2 separate regions of the Mus musculus genome follow, and region 1 is linked to region 2. The links are chromatin contacts, found by POLR2A ChIA-PET in ENCODE. All regions are on one chromosome and are shown on one strand. The core of a region is the stretch at or near the end of the contact, and the rest is flanking DNA. Distances in the headings are between cores, read along the strand shown.

The links. ChIA-PET counts read pairs that join two places held with the same protein, here RNA polymerase II (POLR2A).
Region 1: POLR2A ChIA-PET joins it to region 2 with 37 read pairs in embryonic stem cell. The contact joins the promoter of Scaf1 here to the enhancer-like site in region 2. POLR2A ChIA-PET finds 5 or more read pairs at or near these places in 4 of 5 experiments (Patski and embryonic stem cell).

What each region holds. Positions count from the first base shown.
Region 1 is chr7:45,014,146-45,021,358 of GRCm38, forward strand. It overlaps Scaf1 (SR-related CTD-associated factor 1), which reads right to left and starts at 2,104. Exons shown (of 11, transcript NM_001008422.1): 1 at 1,935-2,104. It overlaps Rras (related RAS viral (r-ras) oncogene), which reads left to right and starts at 3,797. Exons shown (of 6, transcript NM_009101.3): 1 at 3,797-4,023; 2 at 5,955-6,042; 3 at 6,158-6,260; 4 at 6,345-6,453; 5 at 6,942-7,060; 6 at 7,135-7,213. The coding sequence starts at 3,871.
Region 2 is chr7:44,947,576-44,955,084 of GRCm38, forward strand. Tsks (testis-specific serine kinase substrate) reads left to right here. Exons shown (of 11, transcript NM_011651.2): 3 at 3,204-3,299; 4 at 3,464-3,547; 5 at 4,261-4,371; 6 at 4,971-5,257; 7 at 6,172-6,366; 8 at 6,739-6,912. Among named protein-coding and RNA genes, the nearest start is that of Tsks, 8.1 kb to the left of the region's middle. Within about 2 kb of position 5,281, at least 1 of the 3 ENCODE cell types and tissues checked has a DNase peak (open chromatin) inside an H3K27ac peak, as active enhancers do.

The DNA of each region.
Region 1 (7,213 bases), core at 854-3,353, 63 kb after region 2:
ACAAAAATGCCAAGTTTCAGAAAGGCATGCTGTCCTCCCAGCCCCATTGGGACACTTGCCTATCACCCAGCTGCCTGTCCTGTGGAAGCATGGCCAAAGCCTCGGTGATGTCACGGGAATTCTGAGCTTTGAGTGCCCAGTCAGGTAGTTGAAAGAGCATCCTTCAGACTGGTGGATGTCTTGATTGAGGCTTCAGAAAACATGAACATCACAGCTGTAAACCTCCCCACAGCTGTCAAACCTGCTACTCTGAAAACACCTAATCTTGGAATTCCTAAAAGCCCTAGGCTCCCTAAACCACACTAGCGCTTATCTGAAAATGGCAAAATAGTAGTATCTCTCACACTGGTTTCCACATATAAATGGCTGGATACACATTAGCAATAATTCTATCAGTAGCCCTTCGACCAGGTTTCGCCTTTTGGCCTCAGCCCTGGTCTCAGTCCTACTCTGAAACTATACCTTGGCCTCCACAACCCCCCCCAGCTCCAGCTCTCCAAACCTTCAGCTTCTTCCTGATTCCCTCAGGCATACCTTACTGATGGCCCCCCTACCATATCCAAGCTTCTCTAAGCTAACATTCAAGACTTTCCTACCCTGTATAGCAATAATTCCCAGCTCTGAGGATGCTCTCTCACAGTCTGATACACATCTTATCCAAAGCACTGACTGTCACAGAAAAGAAATTGTACCAAGAGATCCTGGCTGCAGATTTGGAGATCCCCAAAACCATAGACCTTGTAAGGCTCTGCAGACCATGTGAGATCGGTGATCCCTCAATTACAGGGCTCTGGGAGCAATTTAGTGATTCACAAACAGCTCATTACACAAAGTACATAAAACATAATGGAAAATACTTTCCAAGTTTCAAATGGAACCATGAGTTTGCAGGACTGGAGTAATATTAGTAAAATACATATGTTGGCATGCACTTAATCTCATCGAATAATGCATTTTTTCCCTTCCTATCAAGGTCAAGTTGCAGAGCACTGCACTAGATGATCCCAGACAGCTCTACAGACCCTCAGGAATGATTCTAACTCCTCAGCATGGGGACAACACAGGTTCTTTTTTGTTTGAAACCATTTTCTTTTTAATTACTTTCTGAAAGGCAAGTACATTTGAGCTGGATAAAATTCCCAGCGTTTTCTGTTATTATTCTCTACACATTTATCTACTCTTCAAAAGCACTTGAATTTCCTCCAAGACATAGACTGTATTCTTGCAATCATTGGACGATTCTAGTTCCTTCAAACTACCCCACCCTACCCCACCCACCCCTATCTCCGAGTCACCCCCACATAAAACACTTCCCAGACCTTAGCGACTCATTTATGCCTCTGGGCACATCACAAAGCTTGCTTCCCTCTCCCTAGGTGGGAGTACATCTCTTTCTTCCAGGTGGACCTTAACACTTCCTAGTCCTTGAAGAGAGCTTCCAGGCCTCATAAATGGTCCCAGATCCATGTAGATGAGCCGAATGCAGAGGCCAGCATGAGGAGAGACTTCCCAGCCCTAACAAATACACCCCAGTGAACTAGGTGACTCTGCAGACCCCCTTAACTCCTGGGGGAGTGAAGATCTCAAGATGGCCCCAAAAGCCTCTCAACAGACCCTAGCCTACGGTCGCACATAAAAACCATCTACGGCGCCTGCAGACGTGTCCAGGCTCAGCAATGGGAAGGAGGGCCGGCCTAGTCGCGGTCCAGGCCATACGAAAGCCCTCTGGCACCCACGGGCGCGTCCGGGGCCCTAAGAAGGCCCCCTACTCAGAGACTGCCTTGGCCGCTGCAGCCGGGTCCGAAGGTGCCACGCTACGCTCTCCAGGCCCCGTGGCATACGGGCGACACTCGGAGACGACTAGCGACCCGACTCCGCCCCGCCCACCCCGATAGGCCCGAGCCCCGCGGCCCGGACCGCCGCCGCCATCTTACCCCGCCGCTCGGGCTGCGGCTCCGGTCCCGGCGCGGGGCGGGGCGGAATGGGGCGGGGCTCGCGATTTGAGCTGGGGAAGGGCGGAACCAAATTGCCGCGGCGCTTGCCGGGATTTCAAGTACCCAGCTGGGTTTCCGAAAGGCCGGCAGCACCGGAGGCGACTCCGTTTCCCAGAAATCAATGCGTCACATGGAGGTGGAGTGCGCGCGCTGGATGCCGGGAGATGTAGTCCGTGTGAAGACTCCGTCACGCGGGGGACAGTGTACGGGGTGAGAGGTGAAGTGGGCGGGGCTGCTGGAGCGCGCGGTACGACCCCCCTCAGTGTCCTGCGTGCGCGGGGAAAAAGGCGGCGGATCAGGAAGTGATGTAAAAAAGGCGCTCCGTTGTTGAGATCCATGGGAATTGTAGTTCAATTAAGATGGACGCTACCCCGCCCATGGTCGTCCTTTCTGAATATGAAACCCTTCTAATTTTTTTCTCCTATAAATCCTAAGAAGATTTTTTTGAGACGCTGTCTTATGTATCTCAGACGGGCTTGGAACTTGCTGCTGTCTTTCTGCTTCTGTTTCCCCAGTGCTGGGACTCGTCAGTTATCATGCCCAGCTTCTAAAATTATTTATTGGGGGGGGGGAACTAGAGATTGAATTTAAATGCTCATACATGGTAGACAAACGTTCTATGTTATCACTAAACTATATCTATAGTCCTCTTTTCGTTTGTTTGTTTTGAGATAAGTTCATTCTAAGATGTCCAGAATAGGCTTTAACTTAAAATAATCTCCATTAAATTCAGAACTCAGGAGTCAAACCAGAGCTCCTTTACTCAGGACAGGAAAATCCAAACTCTGAGTCTTCTGGTTCAGAGCAGATGAGTGAAGACTCATTTCCCTCTTCCTTGGGACTCTGGAATTTCAATCCTCTTCCCTTTCAGGACGTCAATACCATATCTTACATAAATGTAAGTGCTAAATTCTTCCACAACCCTCCCGGAGCACTCATGCCCTCGAACTCAGAATTCTGGGTCCCCAGACTCTCCATCCTTTGGCCCCATGAGTCCAGACTCCCAGCTTTCCCAGTAGTAGTAAGGAGCCCCTCCCGACCCCCTGGACCGGAGTCGGACCGGAGAAATCTAAGTCTCTAACTCAATACTCTCGTAGGAACCAGTGTCTGAGCTATCAACCGCATCCTTCCAAAGCCCAGAAATCCTGGCTGTCGGCCCTTCTAGACCCGGACTTCCCGACTAGGATGAACTGGCTCATGGATTAGGAATGTGGTGATCTCACAGCCCGTCCTGCCCAGTTACCCTGCTGTCCCCCTCCAGGGCCCCAGCTCCCCTCCCAGTCTATCTTCCGTTTGGCTGGGACAGCGGGAACCGGAAGCCTAAGTCCATAGACAGGCCGAGACGCCAGCCTCTAGAACGAAGCTGGGGCAGAGAACTTGGCGACAATCCCAGGGAGGAGGCGGAGATTAATTTTGAGACCTGTGCTGTCCTAAGATCTCCCTATATACGGCCCTGAGAAGGAGCCCCAAGCCACACCTACCAGAAACAGTGGTCCTTAGATAATAACTACCGCAACATTTAATTTGCATATCCCCGCCCCGAAGAAAACTTTTTCGCCCAAAGATGGGGTTTATTAGCATAGCTCCTCCCAAAGGCGGACTGCAGGAGGAGAGCTCGTGGCTGTGCTTAGGGTGGACACAGGGTCATTAGCATATCCCCACCCCTCTTGGAATTCCCCGTTTTTGCAACCTTGTTTCCCCTACCCTTATTAGTCTAGCTCCTCCCTCACTCTGGCCTCGCCTCCTCCAGAAGCATCCGGAGACTCGTGTCCTCTGGCCAAAGCTCATGTTTATGCAGTATTATTAGCATAACCCACCCCTTGGTCTCTCCTGACTCCCCCTAGGCGGTAGCGGCGGCAGCAGCAGCGGTGGCGACATGAGCAGCGGGGCGGCGTCCGGGACTGGGCGGGGGCGGCCCCGGGGCGGGGGGCCGGGACCCAGGGACCCCCCGCCCGGCGAGACTCACAAGCTGGTGGTCGTAGGCGGCGGCGGCGTGGGCAAGAGCGCGCTGACCATCCAGTTCATCCAGGTAGTGGGCCCTCACCGGGGAGGGTTTCCCCGAGATCGAGACTTTGAGCCCTTTGGGTTCCCTGAAACTTTCGCTTCTCCCAGAACCATCATTAAGACCCTCCTAAGAGGATCTCTAACCCTCTGATTGCGACTCCAAATGCCCAGGGCCTCCACCCCCTTCATGAGGGGAAGCTTTCTCCTAATATGTCCTGGGACAAATCACCCTCCTAGAGGTACCTGAGAGCCCTCATCCTAGTCTGTCTAGCCCCGCTCACCAACTGGGAGTACCCTAAATTCCAAACAGTTGCTCCATTCAGACCCCAAGCACTCCCCGAGGCTCTAATCTCCTGATCATTGCCCAGACTTTGATTCTAAGACTCAGCTGGGACCACTCTGTCCTAAAACAGGCACCCTGTAACCCCTGCTTGAAGAGGATTTCCCTTCAGACCTGAGATTTCAGAAAGATCCTGCTACATGACCATCCTGGGAAAACACCAATATCTGGCATACCCCATTCTGCTAAATGCAGCCCCCCATCCTACCCCCAAGGAAAACCAACCATTTCTCCATCCTAAGTTCCCCACTCAAACTCCTTACCCTCAACCCTGAAAACTCTAAGTAGCTCCCATGTCATCTCCAGATTTAAAAAGAAAAGCATAGAACTCAGGTTTTTCACAGCCTCCAGAGACCTGTTACTTGGAAGGTTCTAGGTCCCATAAATAGACCTCTCCTACATCAGGAACCAACCCTCCAGGCTGTTCTCACCCTTGGGCATCTATTTACTTTGGGGTCCTAATCATCCCCCCACACACACCAAACCTCATCCTCTCCATTCCTTGCACCCCTTTTAGCCTCAGCCCTTAGCAAGCACTCTAGAGAGGAAGCCACCTTCAGCCTCAGCAGCCAAGTTCAGAAAATCCAGCCCAGCCCCGGAAACCTCCACCCAGTTCCCACGGGGAGCCTCCCCACATCAGGGCAACACTAGGAAAGTGAGGGCCCACTTGCTGTTGTAGAAGTTCCTGGGTGATGGACATTCACAGACTAGGAGCCTCCGGCAATGCCGTTGAGAAACCTACAGTGGGAAGAAAGAGTCCAAATTTGAGCCCCTAGCACCAAGGGCCAAACCTGGAGATGGCCAGAGGCCTGGTTGGAAGTAGCAGGACACAGTCAGGAAGGGAGAGGCGGGGATAAGGGTGGGGCTGCCTCTCTGAAGCAGGATTGGAACCTAGACCTTCCCAGGGGAGGAGACACTGGAGGCTGCTTATGGAGGAGGGAGCAAGAGGAGGGAAGGAATGGGGGGAGGGGGGGAGAGGAAGGGAAGAGAGAGACAGCAAGATCGGCAGCTACTTTGCTCAACCAGAATTCTCAGAAGCTGGTCGCTGACCGGTACCAGGTCAAGTGTTAAGTGTTGAGCAGGGAATCCTTGCCAATCAAAACTGTTAGATGGTATAGTGTCTTCATCCTCGATTCTCCAAGTGACGAAACAGCCTCGGAGACAGAAAGTGATTTGTTCAAAGTGATGCAGCTGGTGTAATGATGACAAAGGCTGAAGAAGACAGAGGGGCTAAGAGAGGAAAACGGGGGCGGGCATCGGTGACAGGGACCCACAACCTGACACCTGGAAAGGTGGAAACAGCACCGCCAGGAGCAGGTTAGAGATCCAGAGAGAAAGGGGGTGGACAGAAACCCAGAGAGGGGAGAGGGAAAGAGATGGGACCGGCAAAGACAGAGAGATCAGAGATTGGGGGGGGGGGGGTGTTGCTGAGACATCAAGAGGGAGAGAGACCAAGAGAAAAAGACAGAGACATTGAGACTCAGGAGGGGCCAGGGAGAGAAAGACAGAGACACAGAGAGAGGGGGGACAGAGACTTGGAGAAGATATGGGACAGGACTCACACACACACACACACACAGATTGCTTCGGTGACAGTGACCTTCTCTACCCCCCAGTCCTACTTTGTGTCTGACTATGATCCCACCATTGAAGATTCCTACACAAAGATCTGCACTGTGGACGGCATCCCTGCACGGCTGGACAGTGAGGATGGGATGGCTGGGCTTGGAAGGGAGGCAGGGGGCAAGACTCAGAGGATTTGTGAACATGCCCAGGACAACCTGGGGGGACCCACACGTTTCTCTCTCTGTCTCCACAGTCCTGGACACTGCGGGGCAAGAGGAATTTGGTGCCATGCGGGAGCAGTACATGCGTGCTGGCAACGGCTTCCTGCTGGTGTTTGCCATTAACGACAGGCAGAGGTGAGGGGGATGCTGGTGGGCCTGGCTGAGCACGGGGCAGGTTCCTGCTAAGGTGGTGCCTCATGCTACTGACTTCTCTTGCAGTTTCAATGAGGTGGGCAAGCTCTTCACACAGATCCTCAGAGTCAAGGACCGGGATGATTTCCCCATTGTGTTGGTTGGGAACAAGGCAGATCTGGAGAACCAGCGCCAGGTTTGAGATGCCCCCTCCCCTGGTCACCCCCATTTGGACCTAGGAAGCTCTCTCAGGTGACCATCTCCTACTCTGGATCCCTGGTCCCTCTATTGTCACAACTTTCACTTAAGAGATGACCCCCCAAGAGGAATCGCCCATCACTGAGCCACACCCCTGGCCATCACTGAGGGATTCTAACCAGGACCCCTAGCACTGAGCCACGGTCCTGGCCCTTATACTAATCCGTTGATACTGGTTCCCCTGTCCTGAACAAGAACACCCTTACTTCTTGCCTGCCTGCCTTCCAGTTACCTAAAACACCTTCATAATCTTCCTGACATCTCACTGATATCACTTCAACCCTCCAGTAGCCTCCTCTGGGGTCTTTCTAGAACTTTCTATCTTGAGCCTGCTGCAGTTATACAGTCGAGCACACCTTGCGGCGGCTTTCAGCATCTCCTCTCTCCGACGCCTCCCTTTGTCCTCCTCCCTCTGTCTTTCTCCAGGTCCTCCGGTCTGAAGCCTCCTCTTTCAGTGCTTCCCACCACATGACTTACTTTGAGGCCTCAGCCAAACTGCGTCTGAATGTCGATGAGGCATTTGAGCAGCTGGTGCGCGCTGTCCGGTAAGCCCGGTATCCCCTTCCTGACCTCCCGGTCATCAGCCCTGCATCACACACTCACAGACTGCTTCCCACAGGAAATACCAGGAACAAGAACTCCCTCCTAGCCCACCTAGTGCTCCCAGGAAGAAGGATGGAGGATGTCCCTGTGTCCTG
Region 2 (7,509 bases), core at 4,031-6,530:
AATGTATTCTCCACGCAGAAAAACAGAGCAAGGTATTGCGGCCACCAGGAACAGCATGTGCAAAGAGACAGGGCTGAAAAGAGTCTGGGAACGAAGGGACAGGGCTGTGGCATACGGGGAAAATGGGGGCTGGAGGGAGAACAGGACAGTACCCACACAGGCTACAAAACATGGGTATTGTCCTAAGGGCCATCGGGAGCCATTGTGGATTCAGTAGGGATGGGAGAAGCAACCCATTTACTGCTGTCCTACTGTGTGCTATATCCAGTGACGTCACTTCCCCATTTTAGACCATCTATAAGGGAGTTGGTATATTGACCAGTTTAAAAATGAAGAGATAATTAACCAAGTGACAGAAGGCAGAGTCATTCCCAAGAGCAAAAGGCTGTGGAGTGCTCGTTAAGAACCAGAGGCTAGATTAGAAGGCTGCTGGGTTTGGTACAAAAGAAAACTCCTTTCTTCCCTCTTTTAGAACGGGAGGGCAGTATATGCAGGGGAGAGGAGGCAGGAGGCCAGAAGGGATGGGGCTAGTGCTGGATGGGAAACCAGGCCTGAGATAGACTTAGCCCTCCCTCCACCCCCACCCCCAGAGCCTTCCAGTGGTTCTATGGGCATGTGTCCTAAGGACTGGTGACATCCAAACAGCCCTGGGCCGTGGGATTTTAAGGCTCTAAGGATGGAAGCTTTGTGTGACCATGCGTGGGCCTCAAGCATCTTACTGCAGCTTCCTCTCTGACATGGAACCTGTGACCACATTAGGGGTTGGGGTGGAGTAATGAGGGAGGTACCCAGTATGCAAGCGAACTGCAAAGAGGAGAGGGAGAGAGAGAGAGAGAGAGAGAGAGAGGAGGACGGGGACCAAGACCCAGAGAGACAGACAGCAGAGCCCCAGAGGGCCATGGTGACCAGTCATCGTCGGTTATCGTCAGTGTTTACTCCTAACTTCCCTGGAGGCAGAAATGCTGTGCGGAGATGGTGTTGGTCTTGGGTGGTCACGAGATGAATGACAGCCGTCACCCTCAGGGTCTCCCCTGCTAAGGACACACTGACACACTTATCCCATTCTGTGGTGGCTCCTTAGTCCTTCCTGGATACCCTATGCCATCTTCATTACTTTATTTTGGGGTAGAGATCTCAGTATAGAGACCAGACTGGCACACGGTCCTCTCTGCTCAGTCTCCTATGCGCCAAAGCCACAGGCATGTGCCACCATTGCCACTTTTGCTGTATTGTGGCCCTTGATTTATTTTTTCAGACAGAGCCTCATGCATCCTAATTGGTTTCAAACTCTCTTTGTAGCCAAGGATGACCTTGAACTCCTGATCCTGATCTCTGAGCTCGAGGCCAGTCTGTCTGTAGAGCAAGTTCCAGGACAGCCAGGGGGCTACACAGAGAAACCCTGTCTGAACACCCCCTTGTCCCTGCCAAAATATCTCAATATGTAACTTTGGAAGCCCTGGAGCTCACTCTGTAGACCAGGCTAGCCTCTAGTTCACAGAGATCCACCTGCTTCTGCCTCCTGAGTTCTGGGATTAAAGGTGTGTGTCACACGCCTAGCCTTAGGCACACTGACAGACCTTAGAACAACATATGTTCACAGTAATCACGAAAGAAATGTATTTTCTTCATTTTACAGTCAAGGAAGCTTGTTTTTAATTATGATAGTTTTGTTTTGGTTTTTCTTTTTCTTTCTTTCTCTTTTTAAAAAGATTTATTTAGCTGGGTGGTGGTGGCGCACACCTTTGATCCCAGCACTCGGGAGGCAGAGGCAGGCAGATTTCTGAGTTTGAGTCCAGCCTGGTTTACAGAATGAGTCCAGGACAGTCAGGGCTATACAGAGAAACCCTGTCTCAAAAAAACAAAACAACAAAAAAAGATTTATTTATAAGGTCTATAGTGTTCTGCCTGTATGTCTTCATGCCAGAAGAGGATACCGGATCTCATTATAAAAGGTTATGAGCCACTTTTAGCTGGGAATTGAACTCAGGACCTCTGGAAGAGGAGCTGATACTTAAGGCAGGGTAGAGTCTCTATGTGTAGCTCTGGCAGTCCTGGAACTCACTCTGTAGACCAGGCTGGCCTCAAACTCATAGAGATCCACCTGCCTCTGCTTCAGGAGTGCTGGGATTAAAGGTGTGCGCCACCACAGATGGGGTAAGACTGTCTCAAAAGGTAGGGAGAACAGGTGCAGAGCTCTAGTCAGTGATGCCAATACATAAGGAGCTGAGGCGGGGGCATCTCCAGGATTGTTCAGTCCATCATTTCATGAATGGGTTACAGTCAGATCCCTTTAAAAAATTAAGAGAGAAAGAAAGTAAAGATAAAAATCAGGAGAGAAAGGGGACGAGGAAAAGGAAGCAGAAGCTGAGGAACAGGAGGAAGAGGAAGGGGAGGAAGCCATGCCTGTCCTTTCAACACACCATGCAGTGTCCACACCATACGGCCCATCCACGTCGCCCACCCACCTGTCATGGCCACATGGGCTCAGCTAGCTGCAGAGGCACTCTAATTTAAAGTCTTTATCTCACTGAGAAACGAGGATAAATGCCAGTGGTTATGTAACAAATCTCACTGCTATAGCACAAAGACAGAGAAGAGTGCACAGGGCACAAGCCGCAGCCTAGTCTCAGAGCAGCTGGTAACAACTGAGCACAGGAAGCAGGCGTGGTGGCACTGGCCTTTAATTCTAGCACTCAGGAGGTAGAGGCACACTGAACTCTATGGGTTCCAGGCCAGCCACAGCTACATGGTGAGATCTCATGGTCTCTACCTGACGATCCAAGATGTTGTCAGTTTTATACTTCAGAGAGTGGGGAGACAGAAAAGGAGGGATTTTTGGGGGTACACATTTGTGGCTGGAATCCGCGGTCTTGTGCACACTGGCAAGTACTCTGTCACTGAGTCACACCCCAGCCCCTCACTGGGGCGTTCTAGGTAGTGTCTCTACCACTGAGCCACATCCTCTCCTCTGACTGGGGGATTCTAGGCATTTTTCTGAAACTGTCTTCCCCTCTTGTCCCAGCACACTGTGAAGAATATTAGTCTACTTCTAGCTTTACCAAACAAGGGAACTCAATTCAAGGATGTCACCCTTTGCCCAAAGCCACATGCCCATCCAGAGCAAAACCAAACTGAAAATACACCCTTGCTGCCTCTAGAATGTTCTTGGTATTGAACTATACATGTCTTCTGTTCTTCACCAGAGTGGGGTCAACAGTGGATTGGTACGTGCCAAAGACTCCATCACCAGCTTGAAGGAAAAGACCACGCGGGTTAATCAGCACGTTCAGACTCTGCAGGTATGATACTTAAGGATCCCTGTGGCCTCTTCCTCCAGAACTAAGTTCTCGTCTTTGTAGCCACCTTTCTCCATTGTGCCGGCCCTCCGGAAGCTAAGAGCCTGCTCCCCTGTATAAGCTTTAACCCCGCCTTTGTGTAACCCTGTCTCCCTTCCATGGTCAAGAGCGAGTGCTCTGTGCTGAGTGAGAATCTGGAAAGAAGACGGCAGGAGGCAGAAGAGTTGGAGGGGTACTGCAGTCAGTTGAAGGTGAGCCGCTGTGGAAGGAATGGCTTGGGGAGAAAGTGATGAGAAAAGCGGGGACCGTGGAGGGCTTGGGATGTGGCTCAGTGGGCAGAGGGCTTTGCCTAGCATTCAGGAAACCCCGGGTTCAGGCTTGAGTGTGGTAGCACACCTTTGATCTCAGAACTTGGAAGTACAAGATTCTTTTCAGCTATATAACGACTTGGAAACCGGGGTACATGAGACCCTCTCGTGGCTATCAAAAAATGTCACTCTCTTCTGGCCTTCATGGGCACTGCCTGCGCTGTTGCACATATACATATGTATATTCATATACACAGGCAAAATACCCATTCATATAAGATTTTTTTTTTCAAGACAGGGTTTCTCTTTATAACCCTGGCTGTCCTGGAACTAACTCTGGAGACCAGGCTGGTCTCAAATTCATAAATCCGCCTGCGTCTGCCTCCCAAGTGCTGGGATTAAAGGCATGCGCGCCGCGGCCGCCGCCACCATCACCTCCCGGCTCATAAGACGTTTTCAAAAAAAAAAAAAATCTATTGAATTTTTAAATTTAAAACAAAAAGAGCACAGGAGAAGCGGGATGGTCAAAGGGGTACTGCAGTACGGGCTTGGTTAGGAAGGAAGCTTGGTTGGGAAGTGGGTGCGTCCTACATAGGGCAGGTGCGATGCAAAAAAAGAGGCTGAAGGTGGGGGGCAGAACCGGAATGGGAAGGCAGGGCCCCCGCCCTGATGTCCTGACCCAGGAGAACTGCCGCAAGGTGACCCGTTCAGTGGAAGACGCTGAAATCAAAACCAATGTCCTGAAGCAGAACTCTGCCTTGCTGGAGGTACGAGGGTGTGGAGGGTCCCAAACTAGTGAGAAGTTTGGGTGGAGTCTCGGGATGGAGGTTGGAGGAGCTATGGTGGACAAGGACAGGGGTGTAGAGGCTCCAGAGCCTTCAGTGAACTGAGGAGGGTTTGGGACCTGGCTGAAGGAGTTGGCTCTCAGGGGAAGGAGGGGCCCATCCCACGGGAGGAGCCAAAAGGGCTCGCTGGGTGGGACCAGGGTGGAGCCTGAGGAAGCTTAGTTATTCAAGGGTGTAGCCTGAAACGACTGGGTAGGCCGGGTCTAGTCTAGAATGAAGACTTGCTGCTAGCTCACTTTCCAACGGAACGCCGAGAAAGCTTGTCGCGGTCCCTAAGAGGCAGGGGCTGATTTTAGGCAGGCAGGGCAGGAGAAGGGAGTGATAGGTTGCCTGCCACTACAGAGTTTAGAGTAAATGTTATCTCCTCTCCTAAAGACAAGCAGGAGTTCAGTTACACTGCACGCGTACTTCCCAACTATCCTCTCTCTACACTACTTTGCAATCTCGGGGATCCATGGGGTGTAGTTAGCTGCAGGTGGTAAGGTGCCGAACACCTTGATTCGTTGCCCTCCCTTGCTCAGGAGAAGCTAAGATACCTCCAGCAGCAACTGCAGGATGAGACGCCCCGGAGACAGGAGGCCGAGTTGCAGGAGTTGGAGCAAAAACTGGAGGCTGGCCTCTCCCGACATGGTCTGAGCCCTGCCACTCCCATTCAGGGCTGCTCGGGTCCTCCTGGCAGCCCCGAGGAACCCCCGCGGCAGCGAGGCCTGTCCTCCAGTGGCTGGGGCATGGCAGTCCGCACAGGGGAGGGACCCTCGCTGAGCGAGCAGGAGTTGCAGAAGGTCTCCACCGGCCTGGAGGAGCTGAGGTGGGCGGGACTGAAGGAAATTGGTGGATCAGGCCGTAGGTGGAACAAAGGGCGGGAGCTAGGAGGAGCTTGGAGCCTGCGTGGGCGGGGTTTGTTTGCGGTTGGGTGGACCGGACAGAGTAAATCCTTGAGGGGTAGTGGTGGATGAGAATTGGAAGAGCTTGATGTGGGCGGGGCTTAGGGGAGCTAAACGTGTGAGCACAGAAGCAGAACCTAGATGAGGATTGGGTGATAGCATAGGTGGTACCGGGCTAACTTCGTACACTCAAAAAAGGAAAAGAGGTGGGGTGGGGGACGCAAAGTGGTGCATTCTTTTAATACCAGCACTGGGAGACAGAGGCTGAAGGATCTTTGTGAGTTCGATGCCAGCCTAGTCTACAAAGAGAATGCCAGCACAACCTGGACTACAATAAACAAGAATGTCTTTTTTGTTTGTTTTCGAGACAGGATTTATCTGTGCAGCCCTGGCTGTCCTGGAACTCACTCTGTAGATCAGGCTGGCCCTCAAACTCACAGAGGTCTGCCTGCCTCTGCCTCCCAAGTGCTAGGATTAAAGGTGTCACTCACCACCAACCGGCAACAGACCCTGTCTTAAAAACCAAAACAAGGCCAGGTGGGTCCCACTTGGGAGGCAGAGGCAGGTGAATTTCTGAGTTCGAGGTCAGCCTGGTCTACAGAGTGAGTTCCAGGACAGCCAAGGCTACACAGAGAAACCCTGTCTCAAAAAAAAAAAAAAAAAAAAAAAAAAAAAAAAAAAAAAGAAAGAAAGAAAGAAAGAAAAGAAAAGAAAAAAAAAAACCCAAAACAAAAAAAGTAAAGAAAAAAATGTTGGTGATCTATTTGGGGCGAGGTCGACGATAGCATGCATAGTCAACTCTTATACCCAACCCTTTCTTCCCTTCTGATCCTCGCAGGAGGGAGGTGTCCTCGCTGGCAGCCCGGTGGCATCAGGAGGAGGGGGCAGTGCAGGAGGCCCTGAGGTTGCTGGGAGGCCTTGGCGGCCGTCTGGATGGCTTCCTGGGCCAGTGGGAGCGGGCGCAGCGGGAACAGGCACAGTCCGCAAGGGGCTTGCAGGAGCTGCGAGGACGAGCAGATGAGTTGTGCACTATGTAAGGGCTCAGCAGGTGCTGAAGGGATGTGGGCTCCATGGGAAAGAAGTAATCGGAGGGTGGATCCTTGAGGGAAAAGGCTTGAGCAGTGGGCTAAGTGACCCAGTGAGAGGCTGGCAGTGTGGCTCAACCCCTGCTATGGGTTAAGGGCTTAGCTTTGAAGCTGAGTCCCTGCTTGAGATCCACCCGTAGGGAATGGGAGCTTGGCTCGGCATTTGCCTAGCAGAAGCTCTGGCTTCTATCCCCAGTGGAGTTAGACAGACCCATCCAAGCCAGGCCGTGCAGGTCTATAGTATTAAGAGGAGGACTTTCCGGTGCTGGGATAATACTGAATATTGCAAGTTATCCACATTGGTTGCTCTCCTGCCTCAGGGTGGAGAGGTCAGCAGTGTCTGTCGCCTCACTGAGGAGTGAACTGGAGGCACTGGGCCCAGTAAAACCCATTCTGGAGGAGCTGGGACGGCAACTTCAGAACTCCCGGAGGGGAGCTGACCATGTCTTGAACTTGGATCGGTCTGCCCAAGGCCCCTGTGCGCGCTGTGCCAGGTATGGGGAGGGGTAATGCCTACATTGCAGATCACATTTAGGACATGTGTGATCACACATTGTCATTGTGAGAGATGGATTCCCGTGGGATGCAGAATGAGAGCCCGGTTGCATTGTGGGAACAACTTTTCCACCCTTCCCACATGGTAAGAATTGGCTTCTTGTGGAGAGCAAAGATTAGATGCACTGGTATTTGAAACTTGGTGCATTTCCAGCACACTGTGGGAAGGCTGGGTTCTCTGCAACATAACACCAGGGGCACAGTTAGGAAAGTGTTTGTACTGGTCAGTCTAGCTGAATCAAGGAACTCCTGTCCAAAAAAAAAAAAGAGAGAGAGACTCTTTTTGTTGTTGTTGTTGTTTGTTTTTTGATTTTTTGAGACAGGGTTTCTCTGTATAGCCCTGGCTGTCCTGGAACTCACTTTGTAGACCAGGCTGGCCTTGAACTCAGAAATCCACCTGCCTCTGCCTTCCGAGTGCTGGGATTGAAGGCATGCACCACCACGACCGGCTAAGAGAGACTGTCTTAAAAAATAAGGTAGAAGGCCGGGCATGATGGCAAACGCCTTTAGTCCCAGCACTCGTACTCGGGAGGCAG